Regions from separate parts of the Homo sapiens genome. Here region 2 is linked to region 1. Evidence: chromatin loops called from intact Hi-C (ENCODE). Cell type or tissue: mesothelial cell of epicardium. All regions are shown on one strand. Each heading gives the region's core, and the rest is flanking DNA. Links, peaks and the distances in the headings are about the cores only.

Region 1 (6,727 bases), core at 1,086-6,085:
TGGGCCTGGGGAGATGAGGGAGGCCAGGCAGCTGTGTGGCTCCCCAAAACCCAATCCTAGCAGTCCATGCTTGTTTCCTGACTTGTAAAATGGGGCTAATGACAGGACCTACCTCATGGGGTTGTTGTGAGGACTAAGTGAGTTATTGACAATTAACAACTGACAGTTATTGTTTACTACATGTCAGGCATGTAGGAAGCCACACGTGTTAATTCACTGAATCCTCACAACTACCCTAGAAGGTAGATATAATTATCATCTTTTTTCTTTCCTTTTCTTTTTTTTTTTTTACTGAGGTTACATACTTCTCAGGATATCATGTTGAATTTAAGATGAGGAAACTGGCTGGGTGCGGTGGCTCATGCCTGTAATCCCAGCACTTTGGGAGGCTGAGGTGGGCAGATCATGAGGTCAGGAGTTTGAGACCAGACTCACCAACATGGTGAAGCCCCGTCTCTACTAAACATACAAAAATTAGCCAGGCGTGGTGGCGCGCAGGAAAGTGAGGCACAGAGAGGTTAAGTTACTTGGTTATATGGCAAGTAACAGAACTGGGATTTAAACTTAGACAGTCTGACTTGAGAGCCACGTAAGAACACTGCTTTTTTTGTTTGTTTGTTTGAGATAGAGTTTCGCTCTCATAGCCCAGGCTGGAGTGCAATGGCACGATTTTGGCTCACTGCAACCTCCGCCTCCCGGGTTCAAGCGATTCTCTTGCCTCAGCCTCCCGAGTAGCTGGGATTACAGGCACCTGCCACCATGCCCAGCTAATTTTTGTACTTTTAATAGACACGGGGTTTTGCCACGTTAGCCAGGCTGGTCTCGAACTCCCGACCTCAGGTGATCTGCCTGCCTCAGCCTCCTAAAGTGCTGGGATTACAGGCGTGAGCCACTGCATCTGGCCAAGAACACTGCTTTTAAAGTTAATATACAAGTAAAGACAGTACTTGGCTTGCTGTAAAGGCTCAATATGAACTATTATTCTGAAGAAGAAGGTGCAAAGAGTTAGGGTGACTAATTTGGACAAACTGCATGGAGCCCCTTGATGCCCTTCCCAGCTAGCTTTCGGGTATCCACTACCCTCCCTCTTCTTTGGCCTCCATCTCTCCCATCTGTCACTGGGGCCAACAGCTCTCCATCCAGCCCTGTGGAGGCCCAGACAGCTAGAGTAGCTTCAGCAGTAGCCCCTGATTCTAGCCTGACTCCTGTCTACAACTGGGGCCTAAGGGACAGGTCTTAAGAGAAGCCTGGCTCACCCATCCCAATGCCAATCTCACAGGACACAGAGTGCCTAATAAGTACTTAGGGAACTGACAGGATGAACTGTATCTAAATTCAAAACTTTCTGGAAGCTGCTTATGCTTTAAGTCCAACCTACCTTTGAGGGTAAAGAATAGTATAGGATGACATGAATTTTGGAAGAGTTCTCAAATTCCCTCCTAGCCCTGATATCCTGAAGCTTAAGAAATTAATTACTGCTCACCTTCTATACGCCTTTCATAATGACTTTAGTCTGTTCCTTTCAGCAGCCCACATAAGCCACTCTACATGATCTTCCTGTTATGGGGAGTTTCCAGTTTGCATTGCCTTCTCCCATAAGTCCACCATACCATGCCTGAGGATTTATGGCAACACAGTCCCAGAAGACCCATGATGACAACTTAGAAGGTAAGGAACTCCCCACCCACCAAGCCTAGAACCCACGTTTTTTAGTCCCATTGTTGGGTTGACCTTCTTAGCCATGTGACATCTGTTCCAGGTCTCCCTCCTGCTGTGCTCCCATCTCTAAGGGTGGAAACTCACCAGCACTGTTGGCCTCCGACTCCAGCAGGTGGATGTCATTGCAGTCCGCCAGTGAGTGCTCCAGGCAGAGCTGCAGGAAGCGGGCCTGGGTACGGGTGACCCGTTTCAGAAGTGACAGGAGGGCCACTGTCTGCTCACACTCATTCCAGCCTTTGAACCAGCCAGCGAGGATGCCCACCTGGTCTCGGAACATCATGGTGCCGGGCCTGGGGCCAGGGTCGGGGGACGGCGGTGGCGAGGGCCAGCGCCGTCACATGGTCCCGGCTCTGGCCTCCTGTTACCTTTCCCCTGAGGGCCAGGGCTTAAGGACGTTTCTGGGCGTGGTGGCAACGGTTGTTGGGGGAGGAGGAAGCCTGCTCACATGGGGGGAGGTCTTGGTCCAGCCACGCCTCTCCAGTTTCCTGAAAAAGGAAGCAAAGGGGTCAAACAGAAAGAAGGGGCTGAAACTTGCCTGGTGAGTGTGGGTTGAGGGGGCATGAAGGCCTCATGCCTTTCTCTTTCAGGGTACTTGCTCTGCTGAGCTCCTGGAAGAAACATGAAGCCAACACCAGATATTAAAGCTACTTTCACCCAAATCTTCAGATCCAGAGAAAAGGCGTGACTGGGACTTAGATGCCTATCCCAGAGACCAAGGAGATGTTGGCCCTCACACCTGGCTGTCATAGTGTCAAAGGAAGCGGATTTAACACAGAAAATATATTGGAAAAATTTTTCAGAAGTGGGAAATAGTAGGCTGCAAATTATGAGAAAAGATATGAATTGATGGCGATCTGGCCCAAGGTGACATGACTAAGCACAGCACATCTCTGACCTTGCTGGTTTCTGGCCACCTTCTCTGAGAGCTGGGCAGTGTGACTCCTAACCTACTGATAGGACTCCAAGGGCTCTTTAAATTACTTCAAGCTAGACCCACAATGCTGGGTAGAGGATGGATGGTCGGGTAGTGACCCTGGTGGAGATCTCAGGTATGCAGCCAGCCATCTGATTAGTAACTGGCTGGGTATCTATCAGGTGTGGGCATGGACAAAGGGCTTTTCAAAGATCACCAACAGGCTGAGGGAATCTCACCCTCTCTAACCCAGCTTCCCTGACTCTGGAAAAGGCACAACTCTGATTTATCAGATTTTACCCATCTCTATTCTGAGGTGAATCGCTCCCTGCCCTCTTAATTCCCCTGAAGACTCCAAACCTAAACTCTCTGGTTGGGAAGTCCCCGACTTCCAGAGATGCCAGCTTGTCTCAGGCTCCTCCTGGAAGCAAAGAAAATGCCAACCTGAGGGGAAGGGGACAGATCAAAAGTCAAAAACTCACAAGCTACAAAGTGTCCAAATTCCCCTCTTAGGCAGGAACTAAAGAAAAGTTATTTCAACTGGGCAAACAACAGACCTATTTTTCAGGTGGTTGGTTTCTGGACACCACTCCGAAGGCTTTTTCTAAGTGTCTCGAGCTCCAGATCTCCACTCAACATTTCTTCCATCTGTCTCTCTTGCAACCAGTGCCCTTGGCTCTATCCTCAAACCACATTCAGCTCCATCCCCCTCTGGCTGCCAAAGGACTAAGGTTCCCCGGACTGAGAACTTCATACAAAGACCCATTGAACCTACTGGGCTCAGGTCTAAGGGAGCTACTCACATCTCTCTGAACTTCCGTGCGCTTGCTGAGGAGGGCTGTGGGGTGCATTAGGCAACAGCTGTGACTTGCCTCACAGATCCCCTGTGGGACCCCTAAACAGACTGAACTGGCCTGGTTGCCAATCCCTTTGGATGTAAGAAGCAGGAAAGGTATGAGGGAAAATGAAACCTTGCTCCAAGTTAAACAAGCGTCCAGCAATTTTTTTTAAAGGGGAAATCAGATGTCACCTCCCTGGCCTAAAATTCTCCAATGACTTCCCATTGCACTTAAATAAAATCTAAATAAGGTCAAGCATGGTGGCTCTCACCTGTAATCCCAGCACTTTGGGAGGCTAAGGCAGGTGGATCACTTGAGGTCAGGAGTTCAAGATCAGACTGGCCAAAGTGGCGAAATCCCGTCTCTACTAAAAATACAAAAATTAGCCGGGCGTGCTACTGCACGCCTGTAATCCCAGTGACTTGGGGGGCTGAGGGACGATAATCGCTTGAAGCTGGGAGGCGGAGGTTGCAGTGAGCTGAGATCATGCCACTGCACTCCAGCCTGGGTGACAGGGAAACTCTGCCTCAGAAAAAAAGAAAAAAAAATTTTAAACAAATTCCAAACATCTTATCTTGAACTACCGAGCCCTATAGGACTCCTGTGGCCACTCCAACCTCATCTTGTACCAAATTATTTCTTATTCAGTGGAACTGTCTTCCCCTAGAAGCTGGCTCCTGTCATTCAGGTCTCAGCTCATTGTCATTTCTTCAGAGAGAGCTTCCCTGACCATCCAATCTCAGGAGTTACTCCTCCAATTATATTAACACTATTTCATTCCTATATAATTTGGCACTCTCAGGTATCATCTTATTTGTTTCTCTCTACTGACCAAAACGCAAGCCATACAGTCAGCCAGTGCCTACAACAGTGCCTGGCACGTAGAAGGTGCTCAATATATATTTATTGAATAAATAAATAGCTATAGAAGGTGAATGTGGAAGCCACACTTGGGATTTCTATAGCCCTAGGGGGGAAGAAGATAGAAGGAACAGCTCATAGGATGGTAAAGGGATTTGAAAACCTTGTTTTAAGAAAAAAAAATTGAAGGCACTGAGATTTTCCTCTGGGGAAGAGAAGACTCAAGGGGAATGGCATAACTGACTTTGAATATCTGAAGAGGTAGCACGCAGAAAAGAAATTATATTTGTTCTTTTACTCTAGAGGAGAAAAGCAGGGTAGATGACTCCAAGGGAGTGACAACATGGGATAGAGGAAATGCTGAAAGTCAAGAAAATTCAGTTCTAGTCCTGCCCAAGCCACTGATTCACTTTGATCACGGAGCTAGTCTGTTCTCTTCTCTAGAATGTAGGATAAGGAGCGGGACTGGGTGAGACATGACAAATAGGTTTTACCTCACAGGCTAACTCCAATCGATTGGTAGTGGCTGCCTGGAGCACTGCGATGAGAAGAATCCTGAAGAAATGAATGGGAATATCCATTAATGGGGAATGATTAATAAACTGGGGCAGATCCCACATTGTATGATATAACGTATCTATTAAAAACATGCCTAATCTGGCCAGGTGTGGTGGCTCACTCCTATAATTCTAGCACTTTGGGAGGCTGAGGCAGGCAGATCACTTGAGGTCAGGAGTTTGAGACCAGCCTGGCCAACATGGCGAAACTCCATCTCTACTAAAAATATAAAAATTAGCCGGGTGTGGTGGCGGGCGCCTGTAGTCCGAGCTACTTGGGAAGCTGAGGCAGGAGAAACGCTTGAACCCGGGAGGTGGAGGCTGCAGTGAGCCGAGATTATGCCACTGCACTCCAGCCTGGGTGACAGAGCGGGATTCCATCTCAAAAAGAAAACAAGAAAACAAAAAAACAAAGCTATATACAATGTTTGATCTGTAACTACTTGGAGGGGTGTCCATAAGCTACACAGTAATATGTACAATATAATGCCATTTTTTAAATTAAAAAAAAGCCACATACAAAACCCCTTATATATCTTATATATGAATATTTATGTCTATATGTGTATAAATGTATAGAAGAATACACCCTCGGCTGCTAACACTATCTTGGAGAAACAGGGGGATTATTAACACTATCTTTATATAACTTTGTACTACTTCACTAGTTGCAAGTGAATACATATTACTTTTGTAATTTTTAAAAAAGAATTTAATTAAAAACAATTTTAAGGCAGCATACTTCCTGACTCAGTGAGAAAGAGTGCTGTGATTAATTATCAATGTTTGCCCTGGATGCAGGGTGGATGAGTGGTAGCTCACGCGCCTAAAAAAATCGGTTTTCCTTCCCAGCTCCAGCATTTTGTGGCTTTCAGTCCCAAAGAGGCAGCAGCTGCTTCAACATAAGGAAGAATTTTAAAATAACGCATCTGTCCAAGAATGGAACTGGCTGCCATGTGAGGAGGTAATAAGCTCCCTGGCTGCTGGAAGTGGTCAAGCGGAGGCTGGATGAACATCCCTCGGGAGTGGGAGGGATTCCTTCACTGGGTGGCAACTCATAAGATAGAAGGACATGTTACTATTTCAGAGGGAACATTTGTGACAGGAGGTTTGATATACCAACAGCATTTACAGCAAAAAAACGACCAAATCCACAAACAGACCAAAGTTGTGCACACTCTTTCCCATAAATTCTTTTACTGGGTTGTTACTTTTCCTAAGCAACAGCACTGTTCCCCCCCTCCACCCACCCAATAAGCTGCTGACTAAACATTAATCCAGCTTTTCCCCCCAGGCCAAACGATAGAAGCAAAGCTTTCGGACATAATAGGGTCTCAAACATGATGCTTACAAGGCCAGGCTTTGAACAAAGCAGGCCAACTGGGACTATGGTGAGTTGGAAAGTCCACACCCGGTCAAAAGGGAGAAGTCACTATCCACCTCTTATCAACTGCTACCATGAAGGAATGTGGGTCCAGTATTGTTACGTCTTAGGTTTTTTTTTTTTTTTTTTTCCCCTAAAGAGGAGCCAGATATCTGAATTTTAAAGTAAAATCCCCCCCTATTTTCAAATGTGGGAAACGAATCACATTGAAACAATAGTGAACAACTACACAGAAGAAGACATACCTGTGGTCCTTGGAACAGAAGAGCACAAACTAGAAAAAGACCAGAAGTCTGCTAACTATCCCTCCCTTGGGCCTCTCTGGTTTATACCTTCAAGCCACCCCACTGCTCAGGGAACATGACTGGTGGAGAAGATCTAGTGATGGAGGATGATTCTGACAGTCTTCAGTAAATACTGGAGGCTTTAGTGAAACAGTTACTTTTAAGATTTC
Region 2 (6,727 bases), core at 733-5,732, 1.1 Mb before region 1:
TGGGAACTCTGAGGGTTGTGTTGGTCTGTGCCTAGAACTATGCTTGGCACAACTGCACTCTCCAAAATTATTTGTTGTTGAAGGGTCAGGCACGGTAGCTCACGCCTATAATCCCAGCACTTTGGGAGGCCAAGGCGGTCGGATCACCTGAGGCTAGGAGTTCGAAACCAGCCTGACCACCATGGAAAAACCCTGTCTCTACTAAAAATACAAAATTAGCCAGGCGTAGTGGCACATGGCTATAATCCCAGCTACTCAGGAGGCTGAGGCAGGAGAATCACTTGAACCCAGGAGGCGGAGGTTGTGGTGAGCTGAGATCGTGCCATTGCACTCCAGCCTGGGCAACAAGAGCGAAACTCCATCTCAAAAAAAAAAAAAATTATTTGTTGTTGAAAAACTTGGCCAGGTGCAGTGGTTCACGCCTGTAATCCCAGCATTTTGGGAGGCTGAGGCAGGAAGATCGCTTGTGTCCAGTTCAAGACCAGCCTGGGCAACACAGGGAGACCCCATCTCTACAAAAAACTAAAATAAAATTAGCTGGGCTGATGGCATGCCCTTGTAGTCCCACCTACTCAGGAGGCTGAGGTGGGAGGATCGCTCGAGCTCAGGAAATGGAGGCTGTGAGCAGAGATAACACCACTGCACTCCAGCACTCCATCTGGAACAGAGCAACAGAGGGAGGTCCTGTCTCAAAAAAAAAAAAAAAAAAAAAAAAAGGCCGGGTGCGGTGGCTCACACCTGTAATTCCAGCACTTTGGGAGGCCGAGGCGGGCAGATCACGAGGTCAGGAGATTGAGACCATCCTGGCTAACACGGTGAAACCCCGTCTCTACTAAAAATACAAAAAAATTAGCCGGGCGAGGTGGCGGGCACCTGTAGTCCCAGCTACTCGGGAGGCTGAGGCAGGAGAATGGCGTGAACCTGGGAGGCGGAGCTTGCAGTGAGCCGAGATTGCACCACTGCACTCCAGCCTGGGTGACAGAGCAAGACTCCGTCTCAAAAAAAAAAAAAAAAAAATGAACTCCAGACCTAGCAATGACTAACTTTCCCTCCCACCTTTCTGAACTCATCTCCCCTACACACCCTCACTCTTATACTCCCACCACACCATTCCCTGCTGTTCCTCATATACACCATATTCCAAACTGAAGGATCTGGAGTAATACCTGCCTCACACTGCAAAGTGTCAGGGAGCCTGAGGCAGGCCAAGGATTCCAATAATGGCTCAGATTTATTGAGTGCCTGCTGTGGACCTGGCACTCTTCAGCAGGAAAATAAATAAAATAGACAATTCCTGCTCTCATGAAATTTAACAGTGGGGGAAGAGTGAAATACACATGAAAAATAATGCCAGGCATGGCAGCACGTGACTATGAGCCCAGTAACTCAGGAGGCTGAGGCAGGAGGATTATTGGAGGCCAAGAATTCAAGACCACTTTGGGCAACATAGCAAGACCACATCTCTAAAACAATTTTAAAAAAAAATTAGCTGGGCACGCTAGTCCCAGCTATTCAGAAGACTCGGGTGGGAGGATCCCTTCTTCAGCCCAGGAGTTGGAGGTTACAGTGAGCTGTGATCACAGCACTGCACTCCAGCCTAAGCGACAGAGTGAGACTCCCACTCCAAATAGATAGATAGATAGATAGATAGATAGATAGATAGATAGATAGTTAGTTAGATAGGGCCGGGCGCTGTGGCTCACACCTGCAATCCCAGCACTTTGGGAGGCCAAGGCGAGTGGACCACCTGAGGTCAGGAGTTCAAGAGCAGACTGGCCAACACAGTGAAACCCCCTCTCTACCAAAAATACAAAAAAATTAGCTGGGCATGGTGGCCGGCGCCTGTAATCCCAGCTACTCCAGAGGCTGAGGCAGGAGAATCGCTTGAACCTGAGAGGTGAAGGTTGCAGTGAACTGAGATCAGGCCACTGCACTCCAGCCTGGGCAACCAGAGTAAAATTATGTCTCAAAAATAATTAAGTAAATAAAAAGAAAAATAAGGCCGGGTGTGGGGGCTCACGCCTGTAATCCCAACACTTTGGGAGGCCAAGGTGGGTGGATAATTTGAGGTCAGGAGTTCGAGACCAGCCTGGCCAACATGGTAAAACCCCATCTCTACTAAAAATACAAAAATTAGCTGGGTATTGTGATGCACACTTGTAGTCCCAGCTACTCAGGAGGCTGAGGCAGGAGAATCACTTGAACCCGGGAGGCGGAGGTTGCAGTGAGCCGAGATCACACCACTGCACTCCAGCCTGGGTGACAGAGCAAGACTCTGTCTCAAAAAAAAAAAAAAAAAAAGAAGTGAAAATGTGTAAGTCAGCCAGGTGGTGATAAATGCTGTGGGGGCAGGGGGGAGCAGAGGAGTGAGGAGGGTGTTGCAATTTACATAGGATGGCCAGATAGGGCGTCTGAGACAAGGTGACATTTGGGTAAAAACCTGAAGAAGGGCCAGGCACGTTGGCTCACCCCTGTAATCCCAGCACTTTGGGAGGCCAAGGCAGTCAGATTGCTTGAGCCCAGGAGCTTGAGACCAGCCTGGGGTAACATGGCAAGGCCCTGAGGTCCTGTCTCTACTCAAAAAAAAAACCAAAAAAACAAAAAAAACAAAAAAACTGGGTGTGGTGGTGCTCACCTGTAGTCCCAGCTACTAGTGAGGCTGAGGTAGAAGGATCGCTTGAGCCCATAATGGGCAGAGGTTGCAGTGAGAGGAAATCCCACTGCTGCACTCCAGCCTGGGCTACAGAGCAAGACCCTGTTTCAAAAACAAAAACAGGTAGGGCGCCCTGGCTCACTCCTACAATCCCAGCACTTTGGGAGGCTGAGGCAGGCGGATTACTTGAGGTCAGGAATTCAATACCAGCCTCGCCAACATAGTGAAACCCCATTTCTACTAAAAATACAAAAATTATCTGGGCAAGGTGGCAGCTGCCTGTAATCCCAGCTACTCCGGAGGCTGAGGCAGGATAATTGCTTGAACCGGAGAGGTGGAGATTGCAGTGAGCTGAGATGGGGCCACTGCACTCCAGCCTGGGCGACAAGAGCGAAACTCCGTCTCAAAAACAAACAGGCCAGGCGCGGTGGATCATGCCTGTAATCCCAGCACTTTGGGAGGCCGAGGCAGGCGGATCACGAGGTTAGGAGTTCGAGACCAGCCTGGCCAACATGGTGAAACCCCGTCTCTACTGAAAATTAGCCGGGTGTGGTGGCGGGCGCCTGTAATCCCAGCTACTCGGGAGGCTGAGGCAGGAGAATTGCTTGAACCCGGGAGGCGAAGGTTGCAGTGAGCCGAGATGGCGCCACTGCACTCCAGCCTGGGCGACAGAGCAAGACTTCGTCTGGAAACAAACAAACAAACTTTTTGTTTAAAAAGTGAGCCACCGTGCCCCGCCCTCCCCCTTTCCCTGCAGCTCTCTGCCTGCCCTGAAGATAACCCTGGGAAGGGGAATCGCACAGTTCCTTAGCACCGCGATGAGGCCAGTAAGAGGAGCACCCTCTTTCCAGATGAAAAAACTGAGGCTCCGAGAGGCCCAGCGCCTTCCTTAACACCGCACTTGTTAAAAAGAACTGGCCACAGAAGTGGAAAGGCTGGCCCTGCAGAAGGAACCGAGTCCCCGAGGGCAGTGTCCACGTTCCCCAACCTGCCCTCCTCCGCGGCGGGGGATGGGCCCGCGGCCCGCCCTGGGCGTGGCGGGAAGGCCCAGTCCCTCCCCGCTGCCCACCCTCCGCCCTGGGCCGGCCGGGGTACCCGGGAGGCGGCCGCGGCCGGGAGCCGGCCTGGCGCCTCCTCCCTCCCCAGAGGCCGGACGGGGCGGGCCGCGCCTCCCGACCCCCCTCCCTGCCTCCCTCCCCAGCAGGCGGAGGCTTCTCTCCAGGCCTGCCGGGCCCGGTGGCTTCGCCGATGGTTTCATTTCCCCAGGCCCGGCCTCTCCTCTTCTCCCTTCCCCCAGCCTTTGAATTCCTGGCTCCGTCTCCATTTTCTGGCCCCAGCTCCAATGTCAACGCCTCGAAGAATCTCTCTCTAGGACCACCCTGGTTACAGGCGATTATCCCGTCTTATTTTGTTTTCTTCAAGTCACTGAACGGAAACGGAAATTATTTTTCTCATCGATTCATCTTCCAGGGTCTTCTCATCCCGCTCGGAGTAAAAAACAAAGGTCCACAGAGTAGGCTAAAAGGCCTCACTTCTCGGACCTCCTTCCCGGCAGCTCCCAGTCCAGCTGCCCTGGCCTTGTCTCCTGACAGGCAGCACTTCAGAGCCTTTGCACTGGCTCTCGCCTCTGCCTGGAATGCTCTTCCTCTAGTTTTCCTACCTCTCTCATTTGTTTTGGTTTGTTTGTTTTTTGAGACAGAGTCGTTCTCTGTCGCCCAGGCTGGAGTACAGTGGGGCGATCATAGCTCACTGCAGCTTCAAACTCCAGGTTCAAGTGATTCTCCTACCTCAGCCTTCCAAGTACCTGGAACTACAGGCACGCCCGGCTAATTTTTTTGTTTGTTTTTGTTTTTGTTTTTTGAGATGGCAGTGGCACCGTCTCGGCTCACCGCAACCTCCGTCTCCCGGGTTCAAGCAATTCTCCTGTCTCAGCCTCCCGAGTAGCTGGGACTACAGGCGCCTGCCATCACGCCGGGCTACTTTCAAAACAAAACAAAACAAAAAAACCACACAAATTATCTAGTACCTTAGGAGCAGGTAATTGCAAAGGAAAAGAAAAAAGCAGACCGGGTGCAGTGGCTCATGCCTGTGATCCCAACACTTTGAGAGGCCCAGGCGGGTGGATCACTTGAGGTCAGGAGTTCGAGACTAGTCTGGCCAACATGATGAAACCCTCGTCTCTATTAAAAAAAAAAAAAATTAGCCGGGCATGGTGGCAGGCGCCTGTAATCCCAGCTACTCGGGAGGCTGAGGTAGGAGAATTGCTTGAATTCAGGAGATTGGAGGTTGCAGTGAGCTGAGAGATGTGCAGCTTTGGGGAGGAGGATGTGTTATGTCTGAAGAGGTGACAATTCAGCAGAGACCTGATGAAACAAAAGAAGTAGACCCGGCGGCCAGGTGGCTCACTCCTGTAATCCCAGCACTTTGGGAATCGGAGGCATGAGGATCACTCGAGCCCAGGAGTTCAAGACCAGCTTGGGCAACATGGGGATACTCTGCTTCTACAAATAAAAAATTAAAAAAAAACTGGCCAGACGTGGTGGCTCATGCCTGTAATCCCAGCACTTTGGGAGGCCGAGGCGGGCGGATCACCTGAGGTCAGGAGTTCGAGACCAGCCTGATCAACATGGCGAAACCCCATCTCTACTAAAAATGCAAATTAAATTGATTTAATTTGCTGTCTTTTTTTCAATTTTTGTTGTTGTTGTTGTTTAGATTGTTTTCTTTTCTTTTTTCGGACAGAGTCTTGCTCTGTCACCCAGGCTGGAGCGCAGTGGCACGATCTCGGCTCACTGCAATCTCTGCCTCCCGGGTTCAAACAATTCTCTTGCCTCAACCTCCCAAGTAGCTGGGAGTACAGGTACTTGCCACCACACCCGGCTAACTTTTGTATCTTTAGTAGAGATGGGGTTTCACCATGTTGGTCAGGCTGGTCTCGAACTTCTGACCTCAAGTGATCGGCCTGCCTCGACCTCCCAAAGTGCTGGGATTACAGGCGTGAGCCACGGCGCCCGGCCAAGGTAATTTGTTTATTGTTCATCTGCTCCCATAAGAGATTTTCATCTATAATTTCACTGCCCTTTCTTCAGTGCCTATAACAGTGTCTGGCACACAAAAGGGGCTCAAGACATAAATGTTTGCAAATCAATGAATGCATTCGTTTTCATATATATTTTCTCTCTTCACCTCCTACCCTGTTCCATGAGAGGGGAGACTCTGTGAAATTTACCCAGTGCTGTATCCTCACCATCTACAACAGTGGCCACCACATAGTAGGTGCTTAATAAATATATATTAATCAGATGATTCCTCTGAGCTCTTGTTCTTGTTTTTTGTTTTTTGTTTTTTGTTTTTTTTTTTTTTACAGAGTCTTGCTCTGTCGCCCAGGATGGAGTACAGCGCAGCAGCAGCCTGATCCTGGCTCACTGCAACCTCTGTCTCCCAGGTTCAAGCGATCCTCCCACCTCAGCCTCTGAAGCAGCTGAAACTACAAGCATGAAGGAAAATTTCCTTTTCCTTCAGTGTATGACCTGGAGTAAGCCACTGGGAGACTCCAGGTCCAGGCGTCCCTTTTGCCAGCCATAAAAATGGATTCTGGAGGGCAGAAAATGTGAATTTGCCTAGTGGGGGCCTGGTTCTAATTAGCATCTTACCTTAATTTTATTATTAAAAATTCAAGCACATAGAAAAGATGGGGAAAAAAAGTATTCTGAGCATCTGAATACTATCTCACCTAGATTTATTTGATAGTTGTTGGACAGGGAACAACTATAATCCCAGTACTTTGTGAGGCCAAGGCAAGAGGGTCACTTGAGTCCAGGAGTTCAAGATCAGCCTGGGCAACATGGTAAGATCTCATCACTACAAAAAAATTTAAGAGCCAGGCGTGGACCGGGCATGGTGGCTTATGCCTGTAATCCCAGCACTTTGGGAGGCCGAGGCAGGCGGATCACCTGAGGTCAGAAGTTCAAGACCAGCCTGACCAACAGGGAGAAACCCCGTCTCTACTAAAAATACAAAATTGGTCAGGCGTGGTGGTGCATGCCTGTAATCGCAGCTACTCGGGAGGCTGAG

What was found. A loop is a pair of places that touch in the nucleus more often than their neighbours do. Peaks named below come from ENCODE experiments on the same cell type or tissue, not always from the same donor. Only the 100,000 strongest peaks of a DNase experiment are listed, where the experiment ranks them.
Region 2: a loop joins it to region 1, with 25 times the contacts of the local background. A loop is called at or near these places in 4 of 110 quality-filtered maps.

What each region holds. Positions count from the first base shown.
Region 1 is chr19:39,352,166-39,358,892 of GRCh38, reverse strand. It overlaps SAMD4B (sterile alpha motif domain containing 4B), which reads right to left. Exons shown (of 14, transcript NM_001384574.2): 2 at 4,827-4,887; 3 at 1,804-2,204. The coding sequence starts at 1,999. Among named protein-coding and RNA genes, the nearest start is that of SAMD4B, 13 kb to the right of the region's middle. In mesothelial cell of epicardium, for the core only: no CTCF peak of the experiment used is centred there; no DNase peak of the experiment used is centred there.
Region 2 is chr19:40,431,072-40,437,798 of GRCh38, reverse strand. No RefSeq gene overlaps it. Among named protein-coding and RNA genes, the nearest start is that of SERTAD1, 8.4 kb to the right of the region's middle. RefSeq lists a cis regulatory region at 2,233-2,497, a silencer at 3,576-3,865 and enhancers at 3,976-4,055, 3,731-4,559. In mesothelial cell of epicardium, for the core only: no CTCF peak of the experiment used is centred there; a DNase peak (open chromatin) is centred at 3,808.